Linked DNA regions of Homo sapiens: all the other regions are linked to region 1. The links are chromatin loops, found by intact Hi-C in ENCODE. Cell type or tissue: natural killer cell. All regions are shown on one strand. Each heading gives the region's core, and the rest is flanking DNA. Links, peaks and the distances in the headings are about the cores only.

Region 1 (8,184 bases), core at 1,675-6,674:
TATTAAATAATCTTCTAGATATGCCTTTAGGATTTGCTGCAAAGACACTTGAGATAAAGTATCTGTCAGAACCAACCTGGTAAGAATAAATGGGAAATATTTGGTATGAGAGTTGGGACCTTCCCTCCAGCAGTGATTATTCCAAGACAGGACAGTTTCCGACTGAAGACAGAGTCTCTTCCACAGTATCCTTTATCAAGACATTAAAATCTTCCTCCTAGTGCCTAGAAGTCAAATCTCCTTTTTATCATTTGCTTGAATACTGTTTTCTTAATGACTTTACAAGAAGGATACATGTGAAGAGTCTGAATAAAACGATGATAGAAATAAGGATATTTGAGAAATCAGAATATTGAGAAGGAATACTTGACTAATAGCGAAGTGCAATAAACTGTTAATAGCCATAATCATTGGCAATCCAGGCACAAAAGAGAACTGTTTTTTTTTAATGGAATGATTTTTTTTTAATTTCAATAGGTTTTGGGGGAACAAGTTGTATTTAGTTACACGGATAAGTTCCTTAGTGGTGATTTCTGAGATTTTGGTGAACCCATCACCTGAGCAGTGTACACTGTACCCAGTGTGTAGTCTTTTATCTCTCACCCCCTCCCACCATTTCCCTGAGTCCCCAAAGTCCATTGTATCATTCTTATGCCTTTGCATCCTCATAGCTCCCATTTATGAGTGAGAACATAAGATGTTTGGTTTTCCATTCCTGAGTTACTTCACTTAGAATAATGGTCTCCAATTCTGTGTGGGTTGTTGCAAATGCCATTATTTCATTCCTTTTTATGGCTGAGTAGTACTCCATGGTATATATATACCACAATTTCTTTAACCACTCGTTGATTGATGGGCATTTGGCTGGTTTCATATTTTTGCAATTGTAAATTGTGCTGCTATAAACATGTATGTGCAAGTATCTTTTTCATATGATGACTTCTTTTTCTCTGGATAGGCACCCAATAGTGGGATTGCTGGATCAAATGGTAGTTCTCCTTTTAGTTCTTTAAGGAATCTCCACACTGTTTGCATAGTGGTTGTGCTAGTTTACATTCTGATCAGCAGTGTAAAAGTGTTCTCTTTTCACCACATCTATACCAACATCTATTATTTTTTTGCTTTTTTGATTATGGCCATTCTTGCAGGAGTAAGGTGGTACGGAATTTTGGTTTTGATTTGCATTTCCCTGATCATTAGTAATGATGAGCATTTTTTCATGTTTGTTGGACATTTGTGTATCTTCTTTTGAGAATTGTCTATTCATGTCATTAGCCCACTTTTTGATGGGATTGTTTGGTTTTCTTCTTGCTGATTTGTTTGAGTTCCTTGTAGATTCTGGATATTAGTCTTTTGTCAGATGTCTAGGTTGTGAAGATTTATCCCACTCCATGGTTGCCTGTTTACTCTGCTGATTATTTCTTTTGCTGTGCAGAAGCTTTTTAGTTTAATTAAGTCCCATCTATTTATCTTTGTTTTTGTTGCATTTGCTTTTGAGTTTTTGGTCACGAAGTCCTTACCTACACCAATGAAAAGACAAGATTCTTTACCAAAAAATGGTATCAACCAAGACAACAAAAGGAACTACTAATAACAAAGAATACATGAAGAACACAACTGAAATATACATCCCCAGTGGACTTATATATTATAAAACTGGTGTTGGGAAGGAAGACAATACCTTCTAAAATTGCCACTTGGAAATCTAAATTGAGAATTTGTCACCAAAAGCATGTAGGGCAAGTCTTCCCCATTGAGTACATATTCCTTGATTTACACATGCACACACACACATACACATATGCTCACAAAGCATGAATGCACATATGCATGCACACAGTGTATGCCTGAAACTTGCAAGTACTTTAAATGTTTACAAGTGAAATAGTATGGAAACATTTCAGAGGTGCTTTGTCTTTGCCACTAGACCAATTATGCAATTATATTCTATTTAGTGAGCCTTCATTATAGTCTCACATTGTGCCAGTTACTTTTATGAGGATTTAATACACACCCAAACTGAGGCAAATTGCTTCATATGTATTATTTCATTTGCTCCTCACGCCTCCTCCTTTTTTTCATGAGGAAACTGTAGTTTCAACCAGTAAATAATCTACGGAAGTTTCCTCAGTGAATGAAGAGCAGAACTATGAACCCAAGGTTGTCTGTTGGACTCCAAAATCTAAGGACTCAAGCACTACCCTAACCTGGGTCCACACAAAAGACAACCATGATACTTAAAATCTTTTAGTCCTCGCAGTACCTTGAATATAGTAGGTGTGACGGATGAGTGGATGGAGGGATGGATGGATGGATAAATGGAAGGATGGATGGATGGACAAATGGACAGATTGGGGAGATGAAGAGTGTTTTTTCTCTCCATAATAATGGATGTATATAAACAAACATCCTTCTGGATATGGAGAGCCTCTATTACTATCTATAGTAGGTAGGTAGGTAGGTAAGTAGGTAGGTAGGTAGAAAATCAAAACACTTGATTTATCTGTTTCATGAATTTAATTTTCCCTTAGAGTTTCCTTTAACCTTTGCATCTCAATATACAGCACAGATGGAAGTATTTAGAAATGAGGTTTCCTAAATTGTGCCTTTATGCCCTGAGCTCATTTGAGGAACACATGAAAATAGCAAGTCTAGGGCCTAATCCCTACATGGATCTGGTGGTTTCACCAGCTCTTGCCATACCAAACCTTTCTGTGCAGCCAGCTGCCTCCCCTGAACAGGAGAGGCCTGGCCACAGCAACCTCCAGGAAAAAAAAGGTTGGGGGGATGTCTGCACACCCACATCTGCTATATAGCAACCCCCATGCCCCAAGCAGAGCCACAAAATCCTCTCCATATAAGGAGATCAGAATTTCTCAGGATGGCCAAACCTTGAGCATGAAATTAGGAAACCCAAGTAAGGAAGAAAAAACCTGCACATGAGCTGCATGAAGCACTGGCACCAGGGCTGACACCAGAGCCAGGGCAGTCCATGTCTGACCAGCCACAGGCCCTGCACAAGTGGGGCACTCCTACATAAACACTGATGGGACACTCTAGGAAGGTTTTTGCACACATTGTTTAATGAATCTTCATCTTGCTGACGTTCATATTGTGTTGATCCCATTCTGCAGATGAGGTAAGGTTTCCAAGAGGTCAGATGATTTACAGGACAGAGCCAAGAGTCAAGCCCGAGTCTGTCTGATTTCGAAGCTAGGATGCTTCCAAACACACTGAACTCCTAATGGTCCCTTCCTGTTCCTGACCCATCCATCTGTCACCCAGCTGCACAGTACAGCTCCCCAGGTGCACAGTAATGTGAGACTTAGTTAAATAACAGTAGTAAAGACCCATATAAAATGTTTACAGCTATATTAAGTTTTCCTCATTGCAGAGTGACTGGGTGCTTCCTGCATCTGATGAGCATTTGGCTTTAAGATGTAACCAAGACTGCTCAAAGTACACAAACACAGCCCACAGGAGAGTGGACACTGTGTCAAAGGTGGGGAAATGACCAGTGTGATCCATTTTGTGTGCAAGCTACGACGATGCTAGAGACTTTGGTCCAGTGGGTCTCCCTGAGATGAAAATAAGACCCTAGTGCAAAACAGTAAGCATGTTGATGCATGTTCCTGGGAACACAGCTTTCACCTATTTCCCAAAGAGGAGCTAGGACCCCCCAGAAGATGGGAAGCATCATCTCAGGGATTCCTTTTAATGACCAATTTTTTAGGTGTCATCCCAGGGCAGCTGTGGAAAAGGCTCAGTGTCAGCACCTGTTTGGCATTCAAAGCCAAACACAGGCTATATTCCAAACCTTCTGTGCTTTGTCTTCCAGGACAGGAAATGCAGATTAACATCCTAAACAGACCCCTCTCCAAGTTAAATTCAGGATTCTCCTGAATCCCTGTCCAATCTGCCTGCAGTACTTCACCATGAGCTACAGTGCTTGCAGAGCTGTACTGTGTTCATTACCAGGCACACACTTCACAGCTGATATCAAATTTCCACAGACAACAACTGTGAAAGCAGGCAGCTAACTGGCCCTTAGCTGTTAGCCAAAGAGCATAGATTCTCAAGAAAGAGAAGTCAAGGATGAAGCCACGGCAAGATTGACATTTGGAATCTAAATTTGACACTGCTGGAAAGGTCCAAAGCCCTCAAGCCCTTGTGCTCTGGAAGGCATTGTTTCACTAAAAAGGGGAAGGATGTCCCCAACAGGTCAAGCAAATGTTTTCGGGACACTGTGGGGTTCCCAGCCACAAACCGCGTGTCAAAACAGAGACCTCGAAGGTGTAGGCATCAGACAGAATTGACGTGAGGCCAAGGGAACAGGAAACAATAAGATAATAACCCTCACTGAAGCCTAGAAACCAAGACCAAACAAACGCACACCCAGGGTCCCTGGGATGTCACATCACAGGCCTCCTGCCAGGGAGTGCTGAGGGGGCACAGAGCTGCCCTCCCTTGCCATCTCTCTGAAGCCCCCACCTTGAATTCTATGCAAAAGCTGTGCTCCCCTACAGCTAGTCTGGAAGGGAAAGAACTTTCTTTAAACTACAGCTGAGGAAGTCAAGACTTCAAGAAGCAGTTTGAATAGCAGGGAGCTGGATAGAGAGCAGGCACAAGATCCAAAGTTTCCTCCACAAAGAATCAGTCAGGTCTGCAGTCTCACTTTTATATCTAATAGGAAATCTAAGGAGCAGAGGACATGGCCCCAGCAAAACATTATAATAAGAAAACCCATGATATACAATGTATGACTTCTTACCATAAACATGCATTACTTTTCTATTTCTTTAAAAGCCACTAAAAATATAAAAAATAAAAATTCAATGAAGTAGATATCATGGGTATTATTGTCACCACATTCTATGAGTAACTCCTGTACCCAAGATCACATAGTTAACTAGTGGAGAACTAGAACTCAGGCCTTCTAACGTTTAACTATTTCTTCAGTTCACCTCACCAGAGGCATCTAAAATAGCTGCCTGGTTCCAACTTTTTATAGGCGGTTTCGTAGCAGTAAAGGTGACTTTACAGGCCAAAGGAATGGTGACTCCCTTCAGATGTCAGCAAGGTGGGAGAAAGAGCCTGGATGACTGTCTTATTCAGCTGAGGCTTCCTGTATACTTTGCACACACAGATGACAGCCTCCCATGCCCTGGGCACTCCTCAAGGTTCTGGGAATGCAAAGGTGTTAAGAAATGGACCCCAGGCCAGGCGCAATGGCTCACGTCTATAATCCCAGCATTTTGGGAAGCCAAGGCGGGCGGATCACAAGGTCAGGACTTCGAGACCAGCCTGGCCAATGTGGTGAAACCCCATCGCTACTAAAAATACAAAAATTAGCCAGGAATGGTGGCACACACCTGTAGTCCCAGCTACTCGGGAGGCTGAGGCAGAAGAATCACTTGAACCCGGAAGGTGGAGGTTGCAGTGAGCTGAGATTAAGTCACTGCACTCCAGCCTGGGCAACAGGCGAGACTCCATCTCAAAAAAAAAAAAAAGAAAGAAAGAAAGAAATGGACCCCAGCTGCCTGAGTTCTCACAGAGCATGGTGGGGGGGCAGAGAAGTAAAGAGAATTCACAACACGGCATGAGAGTACTGAGATGGTAGTGGGTGCAGGATGCCACAGCAGCATTTACCGATGTTTATTGGGTCCCACATTAGGCCAGGCCCTGGGGATTCAGGGACAAATAGGAGGAGGTCCTTATCTTTGAGGATCCCTCTAGCCAGGGGAAGTAAATTAACTCAGCCTAATGGGATCAGCCAATAAGTGCTTTAGTGGACATTTGAATAGAACTCAGAGGATGGAGGAGAGGATTCTGAGCTGCAGGACACCTGGCACTCACTGTGCAACTAGCAAAGGCCCACATTCAGTGCTGCCCAAATGCACTGCCGTCTCTTCTGCCGCTGTGGTCCTCCACCCTTCCCTCTGATTGTTAGAATAACTGAGAAAGTTCAGGGGTTCGCTTCACTTCAAAGCGATTTTCCTCATTGTAGTTGTTCTTGCTGTTCTTGTGAAGCAATCCTTCAGCTCCCTGTTTGCCTTCTCCTTATCATTGTTTTCTCTGCCAGACCTGGTGGGGTCTTCAGAGAGAAATCCATTCGGGAATAACCCTCCTCCCAGAAAAGTCCATCAAAGGCAGCTCCTGTGGGTAAAAGGCTCCACAAGCGGAGGGCAGCTGTAGGAACCACACCAGATGCTCTCGTGGGTCAATAGGTCAAGCCCAACAAAAACTCGAGCTCATATTTCTGAACCTGAGGGCCTCAATAAACTTTAGAGGGCATTTTGAGTATTAAGGTGATACTTGTAAAAATAACTAGAAGTGTGGCATTTCTACTACGGTGTGAAAGCAAAGTAAAATTGGAAATGGCTGACGAATGGCTGTCATGGAGTCAAGCAAGAGAACTGAAAAACATGCTGGGAAAAGAAAACACTTGAAGAGTATTCTAAATTGATCCTCCAACACAAGGAGGCAGTTCAAGTGTAGAGGTTGGATATAAATCGAAAGGGAGCCTCAGTCCTCTGGAAGGAAGAAGGAAGCCTGAGAGTATTTGCAGGTCTCTCCATGGAGCAATAACACAGAAGCTAACAGTGAACGTTTTCTTTTTTTTTTTTGAGACAGAGTCTCGCTCTGTCACCCAGACTGGAGTGCAGTGGCACTATCTCGGCTCACTGCAACCTCTACCTCCTGGGTTCAAGTGATTCTCCTGCCTCAGCCTCCCGAGTACCTGGGACTACAGGTGTGTGCCACCACACCCAGCTAATTTTTGTATTTTAGTAGAGACGGGGATTCACCATGTTGGCCAGGCTGGTCTCAAACTCCTGACTTCAGGTGATCTGCCCGCCTTGGCCTCTCAAAGTGCTGGGATTACAGGCGTTAGCCACCGCACCCGGCCAGTGAATATTTTCAACAGCTTGCTTTCTTCTGCTAAGCACGGCGCCTTGCTAAATAAAGGTGGATCCTAGTAAGCATTGCTTAAATGAATATTGTAGTGTGATTATTTTCACTAGAATTATGTTTGCATTGCAAATGTTGGTGCATCTATTGATGTGGCCTATAGGCCTTCACATTATTTTTATAAAGGCAAATGAACTAAGGGGATGGCCCCACGTGTCTCAAGGCCTCAACCAACTACTCTTCTTCCTTTCTGTCCCTCTCTCAGCAGCAGGAAATTTGATCACTGAGCCTATAGCAAAGGCAACCAATCAATAGCTCAGAGTGGAAAAAGCCCATCTGGGAAAACTCATATAACTGACCCAGCAGAAGGGCGGTAATCAGAGTACGCCTCATGCCGTGTCCCTACTGGCCAAAAATACACAAATTTGGGAATACGTATAAGCAAAAAAACCTGGTAGATTACTATAGAAGAATTAAGATAAGGATCAGGAAAGGGAACAGTTTGATGGAAATCAAGAACCTTTGATTACTCATCTCCTGCAAGGACAATCTGAGAGAAAACACAGTGACATCATTAACCATCAATCATTTATTTTTGGTTCCAGGCCACTTCAATAAAGCAAATGATGCTAAAGCAAGCCATATGAATTTTTTGTTTCCTTGTGCATATAAAAGTTATGTTTACACTATACTGTAGTCTGTTAGGTATTCGATAGCATTATATCTAAAAATGGTACATATCTTAATTTAAAAATACTTCACTGCTAAAAAAATTCTGACAATCATCTGGGCTTTCAGCAAGTCACAATCCTTTTGCTGGTGGAAGGTCTTGCCTCAGTGTTTCTGGCTGCCGACTAATCAGGGCGGTGGTTGCTAAAGGTTGGGAGGGCTGTGGTGATTTCTTAAAATAAAACAACGGTAAAGTTTGCCACATTAATGGACTCTTTCTTTCATGAAAGTTTTCCTTGTAGCATGCATTCCTGTTTGATAGCATTTTACTACAATAGAACTTCTTTCAAAATTGGAGTCAATCCTCTCAAACCCTTCCACTGCCTTATCAGCTAAGTTTATATAATATTTTAAATTTTTTGTTGTCAGATCAACAGTATTCACAGCATATTCAGCAGGAATAGATTCCATCTCAAGAAACCACTTTCCATGCTCAACCATAAGAAGCAACTCCTCGTCTGTTCAAGTTTTATCATGAGATTGCAGGAATGCAGTCACATCTTCTGGCTCCACTTGTCATTCTAGTTCTCTTGCTATTTCCACCTA
Region 2 (5,000 bases), core at 1-5,000, 79 kb before region 1:
CAGTAAGGCAGATGGAATTCCAGCAGTAAATATCTAGTGATTACAGTGGGATGAGTGCCTGATGGAGTGGCTGAGAGAGTGTGAAGAAAGAAGAGATTCCTATGGCTGGAGGGAGTGAGAAGCTTCCTGGAGGAGGCAGCAATGGTGTCTTGAAGGAGGGTTTCAAGAGACTAGGATGGGCATGAGAAGAGGATGAGAGAACAACTGGCCTGACTGCGCCCGCAGGCCTGATTGGTCTGACAAGGGATCTGAAAGGACAGTGACAAGGAAGGAAACCAACCTTTGTTGAGCACCTACTATGTGTAAGCACATATATTTTCAGATATCTTTACCATTACCCTCAATAGGTTGAATTATTCCTATTTGTAGGCAGAAAAACAGAGCTTTAAAGAGATTGAGTGACTTGTTTTGGGTCCCAAAGGCTAGGATGTGGCAGGTCCAGGACTTTTCGCCTAGTCTTCCCAACTCCAAAGTCTGTTCACTTTCTCTACACTAAGCTGCTTTCCTGGATCTGAGGCTGGAAAAGGCCGATTATGGCCACATGCTAGAAAGCTAAAGAACTTGGATTCTTCCTTCCTCCTTGCCTAGTTAAATTCTTCTAGGACTGGTTCAAACCCTACCCTTCTCACTAGGCCTTTCCTGAATGTTCCAGGCCCTCTGTATTCCCAAATACTGTTGACAGAGTCCCACTGCCCTACAAAATCTTTACTGGATCATGTGAATCCATCATGAATCCCCAATAAAAATGCAAGTTCTTAAAGAAGAGGAACAGATCATGCCCCAGAATAAGCAATTATGGAATCAGTTCTCTCTTTTTGGAGAGGATATGGAGACCGGCAATGGCTGCGTTCTCCCCAGCACGGTCTGCCTGCACTCATGTTAGAAGGAGTGGGCACTCCCCAATTCCCCAAGGCCTATCAGCAGACACTGGCCTTCTCTGAAGTTTCTCTCTCTGCAAGGAGATCACAAGGAAACATGCACCACAAGAGCAGCCAATGCAACCTGCCACTGGAACACAACTGGACACACCTAGTCACTCACCCTGGAAATGCATTATGGAATTTCATGGAATGGAACCTAGAGAGCTGCACCTCCCTCCCAGCCTGGAAGGAGACACTGCCACAGGCAGCTCCAGCTCCCACGTGGGAAGACCTGCAGATGGTGCCAAGTCACAGCCTGGGAATTTATTCAGCTATCCCTGAATTTAGTGCCTAGATGGATGTGTCAAAGGGAGGAAGCAGCCTTACCTGCCCAGTGGTGTGGATTTGATGTCTCTGATCATTTCCAGGCGGTTTAACACTTCCACTCTTGTAATGGTTGATTTTCCAGGTCACAAATTTCATGGGTATACTTATTACTTATAGGATAACTATTGATCATTTAATTGCAAGGTAAATACCATAGAAAAGCATGGGAAAATCACATGGTAAACAATTATAGCCTAAGTACTGGTTATTTTGTAGTCTGCCTGGCTACCAGTCATTTATTTTCTAAGTAAAAATTTAGTCCTAGAAAATCTCTCATTGGTATATACAGGAATGCTCAAGAAGTGTCTCCTTTTTAATTCATAATTACATCAGCAGTATGTTACATATATCCTTATCTTGTTCTCCCTGAACTCTCACATGACCATTTTCTTTCCATGGTGCATTTCTTAAAGATGTAGTGAATGGAAGAAGGCCAGCTTTGGGACATGCAAACCTAGGAAAGAATAACCATCATATTACTTACAAGTGGTGCTACCTTGGGCAAGATGCTTACACTGTCTAAGCCTTAGTTTTTCACCTGTCAGACGGTATGAAAATACCTACTTTGTATGAACATTGTTAGCAATAAGACCATTTATATAATGCCTCTGGTACATAGTAATAATGACTGTAAGTATCTATATGGTGCTTAATCCATGCCAGTCATTGTTTTAAGCACTCTGTGGTGTGTATTATGTCAATCTTCACAACAGCCTCCATCAAAGAGCAACAATTATCATCCCCATTTCGTGGGTAGGAAACTGAGGCACAGAGAGGTTAAATAACTTGCCTGAGGCCAACAGCTAACAGGTGGTAGAACAGGGATTCAAACCCAGGAAGACAGGCTTCAGAGTCCATGCTCTTAACCGCTACACTAGCTTGTGCCTGTAGAGAGAGGGCACAAGCTATTTACACTTGGAAGGCACTGTGAGATGATGTGGATTCACTGGAGGAGTGAGAGGGTCAGATGTTGGATTTAGGGGCTGTGGTAGGCAGCCGTTAAGATGGTCCCCAAGGATCCCCACCTCCTGGTATTTATGCCCTTGTGTAGTCTCCTCCCCTTTAGTGTGCACTAGACCTGGTGAATTTAAAATTTGAATACAGCAAAAGTGATAGGCTATGTCTACTGAGGTTAGGTTGCGAGAAGATCGTGGTTTTCACCTTGTGCAGTCTGACTCACACACACTTGCTCACTCTGAGGAGAGCCACCTGCCATGTTGTGAGCGGCCCTGTGCAGAGGCCCACATGGCAGGGAACTGAGCTCTCTGGTGAACAGCCAGCAAAAGCCTGAGATTTGCCAACAGTCACTCCAGGGGGCTTGGAAGCAGATGCTCCCCAAGTCAAGCCTTGAGAGGATTGCCGCCAGCATTATTGACAGCACCAACCTCAGCCCAAAGTTTTAAATGCTAAGAAGCTGAGCGAATAAAGGGTTTTTCCAGCACTTTCAGAACCTTCATCAGCAAAATCGCTGAAGATAAATTTAATAAAGGAAAACAGAAAAGGAAGGAGATAGGTTTGTCTGTTTGTTGTTTTTGTTTTCTTAATAGGGACCACTCATTTCTCTGACAGCGTAGGTTAGTGAGTGAAGCTCTGTCTGCATCAGAAGGAATAAGACCTGGGTCCTGTCTCACCCCCACTCTGCTCCCTAACTCCTCCCTCAATAGCTGTATAGCATCTGTAAAGTCTGTGATAGGAGTCTCAGTTGTCCCATCTGTAAAAAGGGATAACACTTAGTCTGCCTTGGTAAACAAGGCCAGGTCATCTTTCAAGGATTCTTCTTGTTCTGAAAGGCACAGCTCTCTGTGACCTTATTCAGGCTGAGTATTGACAGCTCTATCACTGTGGTTTTCCAGCTTTTTGGTCTCAGGACCTCTTTACTCTTCTAGAAATTCTGAAGATCCGAAAGAGCTTTCATTTATAAAGTGAGTTTTATATCCATATATACACATATATATCAGTATTTTCTGTATTACACATATATATCAGTATTTTTCTGTATTAAAAACTAAAACAGAAATTGGCCGGGCACGGTGGCTCATGCCTGTAATCCCTGCACTTTGGGAGGCCAAGGTGGGTGGGTCACCTGAGATCAGGAGTTCGAGACCAGCCTGACCAACACGGAGAAACCCTGTCTCTACTAAAAATACAAAATTAGCTGGACGTAGTGGCGCATGCCTGTCATCCCAGCTACTCGGGAGGCTGAGGCAGGAGAATTGCTTGAACCAGGGAGGCAGAGGTTAGGGTGAGCAGAGATGGCGCCATTGCATTCCAGCCTGGGCAACAAGAGCAAAAAAACTGTCTCAAAAAAAAAAAAAGAAAGAAAACTAACAGAAATTTAAATATATGTATTTATATTCGTTTATTTAAAAATAAGCCTATTACATATTAACATAAAATATAATTTTATGATAAATAGCTACTGTTTAAAAAAAGAGTGAGAGGAAGGGCATTGTTTTGCCTTTTTGCAAATCTCTTTAATGTGGGGCTTAATAGAAAACAGCTCATTTCTCATATCCACTTCTGCACCCATTCTTTCACAATATCACATGCTACATAGCCACTGGAAACTCCTCAGTATGCTGGTGAGAGAATGAGAGAGAAAAGAGCTAATGTCTTAGTATTATTATGAAAATAGTTTTGACCTTACAGACCCCCTTAGAGGGTTTCTTGAATCCCCAGGGGTCTCTGGACCACACTTTGAAAACTGCTGCTCTGTTAATTCTTATTGGAAATGTTAACATTTCTTCTCAAACCTTCTGCCTACCCACCATCAAAAAAAAAAAAAAAAAGAACAAAATAGCACACATACACACACATACAAACACACATGGCAATTTCCACGCTCTATTTTACTACAGCCCCTCTCTGGGAAACTGCAAATCAAAATATTAACCCTGAGCAACCCTCTGCAGAAACACCACTCCTCAAAGCAGGGTGTCAGCCCATCCTCCCAAATGGTGGCTTCTAGCTTATCTATTCTGAACCCAATGAAAGTAACAAATGGCTTCTTGAGGGTTTGCATCTAGCTTCTCCAGCTGGATGAATAGCTGAGGAATTTCAAATGTTGCTTGCCTTTGAAGCCTTGGCTTCAAAAACAAATGCCTAAAGGAAATCAGCAATGAACAGGACTGCTTCAAAAGCAACAGCTAGCAACCCCCTGATCCAACAAAACCACAGAGACCCTCTAAAGTCCCGAGAGTCAGCCAATCGGGAAGCAGCCTAAACTGGGGGCAGGGGGCAACATCAGGCCAATTGGGGGTTTTCTAAGACAGCGTTTAACAAAAAGCTAAGTGGAAAAAGAAATCCCTAGATCTGTTCACACTACATAGGTGGGCTACGGGTTGGGAAGACTCCAGTTAAAGGGTTTTCATTGTAGTTCTGCCACCAGCTTGGTGTCACCAAAAGCAAGTGACTTATTCTGAAAATGACAAAGAGCACAAGATGAGCATTTAAGTTCCTTCCAGCTTTTTAATGCTATATTTCTTATCATTAATGCACATAGGTCTAAGGATATATTTCTGAACCAAAGATAGAGTACATTTCTTATCCCATTTATGCCTGAAATACCTAATAATTCTTTCATTTATTCAATAATTATCAAGACCACAGTTTGTGGCAGGTACTGTTCTAACACTGAGGATACAGCAGTGAACAAAATATTGAAAAATTCTTGCCCTCATGAAAGTTATATTCTAGTAGGAGAGTTAGACAAATAAAATACATCATGTATCAGTGGTTACAAGAGTTATAGAG
Region 3 (5,000 bases), core at 1-5,000, 310 kb after region 1:
ATTACAGGTGTGAGCCACTGCACCCGGTCAAAAATAGACCTTTTAAATCTCAATAAAATATCATCTTCCATAGCAGAAATTCAGCTCAGTGCAGTAAACATTGTCCTGTACCTTCTATATATATAGGGTAGGCATTGTACTATAGAGATTATCAAAATGGGAAAGAAACTGGCACTCCCCTGAACATACAGTGTAATACTGATGGGGGAAGATAAGACAAATACTCATTAATTTGGTCTTCCTCAGTGATAACAAGAATTGTTAAAGGATTAAAAAGTCAGATTTTTGTAATGCTTCATAAAATGGGCATTTTATATTTCTAACCATATTAACTGATATGAATTATAAAGAAAATTTTTAATCCTTTGATGTTACTGTGGTTACAAAAACGAGATTGAAAAATGGTGTTAAATATTTTAAGTATTTAAATTTCATTCTTTAATAATTTGATAATGCTTTTCCTGGTGTATATACTGATTCAAAGATTGATTTTTGTATATTGCCACAGTGACCTCTTGTGGGGGAAACATTTATCTCATACATTTTATTAACTAAATCATTCTGCAAATAGGTTTCAGACTGAAATTCAAACAGTGAATAAACAGTTCCCATGTGAGCCATTCAAATTTTTGGAGCCAACTCTAAGACTAGAATATTGTGAAGCATTGGCTATGCTTAGGGAAGCTGGAGTCGAAATGGGAGATGAAGACGATCTGAGGTTTGTCTTTGTGGCTTTTTTTTTACTTTAAGTTCCAGGATCCATGTGCAGAACGTGCAGGTTTGTTACATAGGTATACATGTGCCATGGTGGTTTGCTGCACCTATTGACCCGTCCTCCAAGTTGTCTTTGTGATTTTTAAAACCTTGGTAATTTGGTTTAAGATAAGAAAAAATGAAAATATTAATAAATGATTTTTTTCACCTGATACACTTACATTTTATTAACTTTGGTATACAGTATGATGCTCTTTTATATAATGTGTGATCTGAAATAAAAGTGTTTACTATAGTTTGCCTAAGTTTTCATAATTTTGTTTATAAACACCATTTTCCATTATTTTCCCCTCATGTTTGTAACTCTTTAAAGAGTATAGAGAGTTTTGCCTGTGATTTTATCTTCTAATATGTTACTTCTCTTTCCAGATTAGTGGTATTAGAGAAGGTAGACAGCAGTCTAAATCCATCCCCACACAGGATCGGGGTATAAACTGTTAACATCCAAAAGTTATAAAAGTCAATATTGTTTATATAGTGTCATACATACTATATTATATATAGTATTTAGTATAGTATTATCTAAATTTAGATCATACGACTTATAATTTTGAAACAAATTATGTAGTTTAATAAAGATTGAGGCTGGGCATGGTGGCTCATGCCTGTAATCCCAGTACTTTGAGAAGCCAAGGTAGGAGGATCATATGAGCCAGGATTTCGGGACCAGCCTGGACAACACAGAGAGATGCTGTCTGTACAAAAAAATTTAAAATTTAGCTGAACATGGTGGCACACACCTGTAGTCCCAACTACTCCAGAGGCTGAGGCAATTGGATCACTTGTGCCCAGGAGTATCAAGGCTGTAGTAACCCATGATCATGCCACTGTACTCCAGCCTGGGTGACAGAGTGAAAGCCTGTCTGTAAAAAATAAATAAACAAAACATGTAAAGGTAATTTCTATCTACTTATATTTTATTCAAGACTTCCTTGAATGATTCCTTTAAACCATCACAATACATGTGTATTTAGGAGGGAAAGGAAATGATTATTGTCACTTTTTAGGGTTTCTCAAAAAACAATTCACCCAAAACCCTTTATTTTTGTTTAACAAAAAAAAATATATATATATGGCTTTAAATATTGCCTACATTGCTAGATGACATTTTAAGGCAAGATGAAAATCCTATAAGCTTAGGTAGTATTTTTTTAAGTATTTTAGAAATTGTTTTTACATAAGATAGAAGCTGAAGTAGCTACCTCTTGGCCATAGAAATGTAACGTGTTTATATAAACACTTTTAAAACCTTGGATAATACTAATTTTTATTTCATAAACCATTGATAAAGAGTACCAAAAAGGGAAGATTATTTCATGGCAAGACTAGCCCATATTAGTATAGCGAACTTTTATTATGTGTAATTGTAGGAAATTACTTCATCCATGATATTTCTGAATCAATGAATTGCTATATTCTGTTTATTGCTTTAATTAAATATTTGAGCAGCATCTACTAAGCACTGAGTCACTGTACCAAGGTATACTCATAAGTGATTTTCAGTAGTACTTGCCTTTTAAGAAAAGAGCAGAATAGACAACTGCGTGTTCTGGCCAAATTTTGTAATCCCTTGAGAAACTCAAATAGAAGAAGTTCCTTATTAATGTTTTTAAGTTGCCATTTGATCTTCAAACACTGATTTCACGTTTCTTTTTCAGCACACCAAATGAAAAGCTGTTGGGTCATTTGGTAAAGGAAAAGGTAGGACTCTTTATATGCTGGATTTCTTTTTCTAATTCTGAAATGTCTCTTGGGACTAAAAACAATTGCAGAGGGGTCTGAGCTTCCTAGAATGGTATGATTCTGGAATAAATAAAAACCGAAGAAGGACAACATTAAAAAAATTTTTTTCTTAGAAAATTGAGAAATATTCAGACAGCCTGCCTTTCTCCCAGATGATCTGATTAACTCAGTATTTAATATTTTTACGAAGTTGTTCTGAGGTGTCTCTAAAAGTGATACCTATGTCGGATTAGTTGGAAATGACCTCCAAGTTATTTGAAAATTATTTAGAAATGGTCTTCCCTGTGTACCCCTGCTGTCTCATGAGACTTCAAGATGAATGAGGTTCCTCTCTCCCTCTTATGTAATAGCTACTTTCCAATCTCATTTTCTAAAACCAAGACTCCAAAGAGGATAAAAGCTAAACTTAGTATGATCTTTTTAAAATTTTTAAGATAATGATATAATGAAAAGGAAAATTAGTCCTTGAGCTCCTCCTACTGGTGGCAGTTGAAACTGTTAGACTAGAGAACTGATATTTCTGAAGTCATACAATATTCAGTTTATACCTTTAAAATGCTGTTTCAGCAGAGCCAGTTTCAGTTTGTCAGCTATTAACATCCTCATCTCAAGTTTTATCAAAAATGTTGAAAGTCAAAAACTGTTGGAATGTAATTTTTTTTTTTTTTGAGACGGAGTTTCGCTCTTGTTGCCCAGGCTGGAGTGCAATGGCACTATCTTGGCTGACTACAACCTCCACCCCCTGGGTTCAAGCGATTCTCCTGCCTCAGCCTCCCGAGTAGCTGGGATTACAGGCGCCCACCACCACACCCAACTAATTTTTTGTGTTTTTAGTAGAGATAGGGTTTCACCATGTAGGCCAGGCTGGTCTCGAACTCCTGACCTCAGGTGATTCACCTACCTTGGCCTCCCAAAGTGCTGGGATTACAGGCATGAGCCACCGCGCCGGGCCCTCAAATGTAATTTATTTATTTTTAATTAAATCTAGGTCACATAGTAAGCATTCTCTAAAAAAAGTCATAATTTCAAGTTAATGTCATTTATTTCTTTCAGTTGTAGCATTCATTTGAAGAAAACTACCAAAATCTCATGTATATATCTAGATAAAAATTTAAATTCTTGGGAAGATAATCCATGTTTTTCAATGATGGATATTGTAAAATACATCAAATTTCCCAAAATAATTCATGGACTTAATATAGTTTCTATAACAATCAAAAGGATTTGAGATAATTTTTTTCATTATAAAATGCATCAGAATGACTAGATGAACTAGAATAACAAAGAAAAAAGTAAAAATCAAAGATGTTTATCAAAGTGTAATTTAGAATGGGGGAGAAATTAGAAAGGGCTTACATGTTCAAAAAAAAAAAAAGGAAAAAAATGAATATTTAAACCGTAGGCCTGGCACTGTGGCTCATGCTTGTAATTCTGGCACTTTGGGAGGCCAAGGTAGGAGGATCATTTGAGGCCAGGAGTTCAAGACCAGCCTGGGCAAACATAGCGAGATTCCATCTCTACAAAAAATTTTAAAAATTAGCCAGGCTCCTGCTTAAGCCATGATCTCATCATGCACTCGAGCCTAAGCAACAGAGCAAGACCCCATCTCTTAAAAAAAAAAAATTTAAAAACTATGGATAATAAGTAATGCCTAAAAATTAGGTATTGCAAGAATTTATGACACCATGGCAAAATGCTGTAGGATAAAAATGTTACTGAAAAAAGCAAGATATTCATTGTATATACAATATAATTAGAGTAATTACGAAGAACCAAAATTTTTGTATAAAGTTAATTACCAAAATGTTAGCCATTTTACTTTTTAAAAATGTATTTTAATTGCATTTATTCTTTTTATAGTATGATACAGATTTTTATATTCTTGATAAATATCCATTGGCTGTAAGACCTTTCTATACCATGCCTGACCCAAGAAATCCCGTAAGTAATTTGGTTTTAAGTAACCCATTTTGAGGCAGAAGGGAAATTTTATTGTCACTGTCAGATTGTATAATAGGAATAATGGTTTTCATTAATAATTTGCAGTTTTGATAGACATACGTATTACCATTGATGTCTGTCACCACTGGTCAAAATGATATTGTAAAATTTGAATATTCTAGAAAATTAGTTTTAAAAACCTATGTTAAAATCATTTTACTTGGTCATTTTTCTGAAGATTTATGAGAGAGAAAGACTATGTAAATTATAAATAGTACTACTAGATTTGCATACTTTAGTAAATCATCCTGTCATTGACCTTAAACTGGGAATTCACATTGTATCCTGGGAGTTAATAATCTAAATAATGTCTTACGGTCTTTTACCGTTTTTCCATTGCAGTGGTTTCTAAACTTTACCATGCATCAGAATCACCTGGAGGGCTTTTTAAAACACCAGTTGCTGAGGCAGAATTTCTCATTAGTTGCTGTGGAATGGGAGCCTGATAATTTGCAGGCCCCACTCCAGACCAAGTAAAAAAT

The links. Hi-C counts contacts between places; a loop is a spot of excess contacts. Peaks named below come from ENCODE experiments on the same cell type or tissue, not always from the same donor. Only the 100,000 strongest peaks of a DNase experiment are listed, where the experiment ranks them.
Region 2: it touches region 1 in a loop (2.5-fold over the local background); 2 of 110 quality-filtered maps call a loop at or near these places.
Region 3: it touches region 1 in a loop (2.2-fold over the local background); 5 of 110 quality-filtered maps call a loop at or near these places.

What each region holds. Positions count from the first base shown.
Region 1 is chr2:136,222,311-136,230,494 of GRCh38, reverse strand. No RefSeq gene overlaps it. Among named protein-coding and RNA genes, the nearest start is that of CXCR4, 110 kb to the right of the region's middle. In natural killer cell, for the core only: no CTCF peak of the experiment used is centred there; a DNase peak (open chromatin) is centred at 4,314; H3K27ac peaks cover 851 bases.
Region 2 is chr2:136,303,151-136,308,150 of GRCh38, reverse strand. No RefSeq gene overlaps it. Among named protein-coding and RNA genes, the nearest start is that of CXCR4, 190 kb to the right of the region's middle. In natural killer cell, for the core only: no CTCF peak of the experiment used is centred there; a DNase peak (open chromatin) is centred at 2,420.
Region 3 is chr2:135,911,944-135,916,943 of GRCh38, reverse strand. It overlaps DARS1 (aspartyl-tRNA synthetase 1), which reads left to right. Exons shown (of 16, transcript NM_001349.4): 11 at 572-718; 12 at 2,433-2,475; 13 at 4,378-4,458. Among named protein-coding and RNA genes, the nearest start is that of MCM6, 38 kb to the right of the region's middle. In natural killer cell, for the core only: CTCF peaks have their summits at 329, 529 (motif pointing left), 2,801 and 3,000 (motif pointing left); DNase peaks (open chromatin) are centred at 513 and 2,993.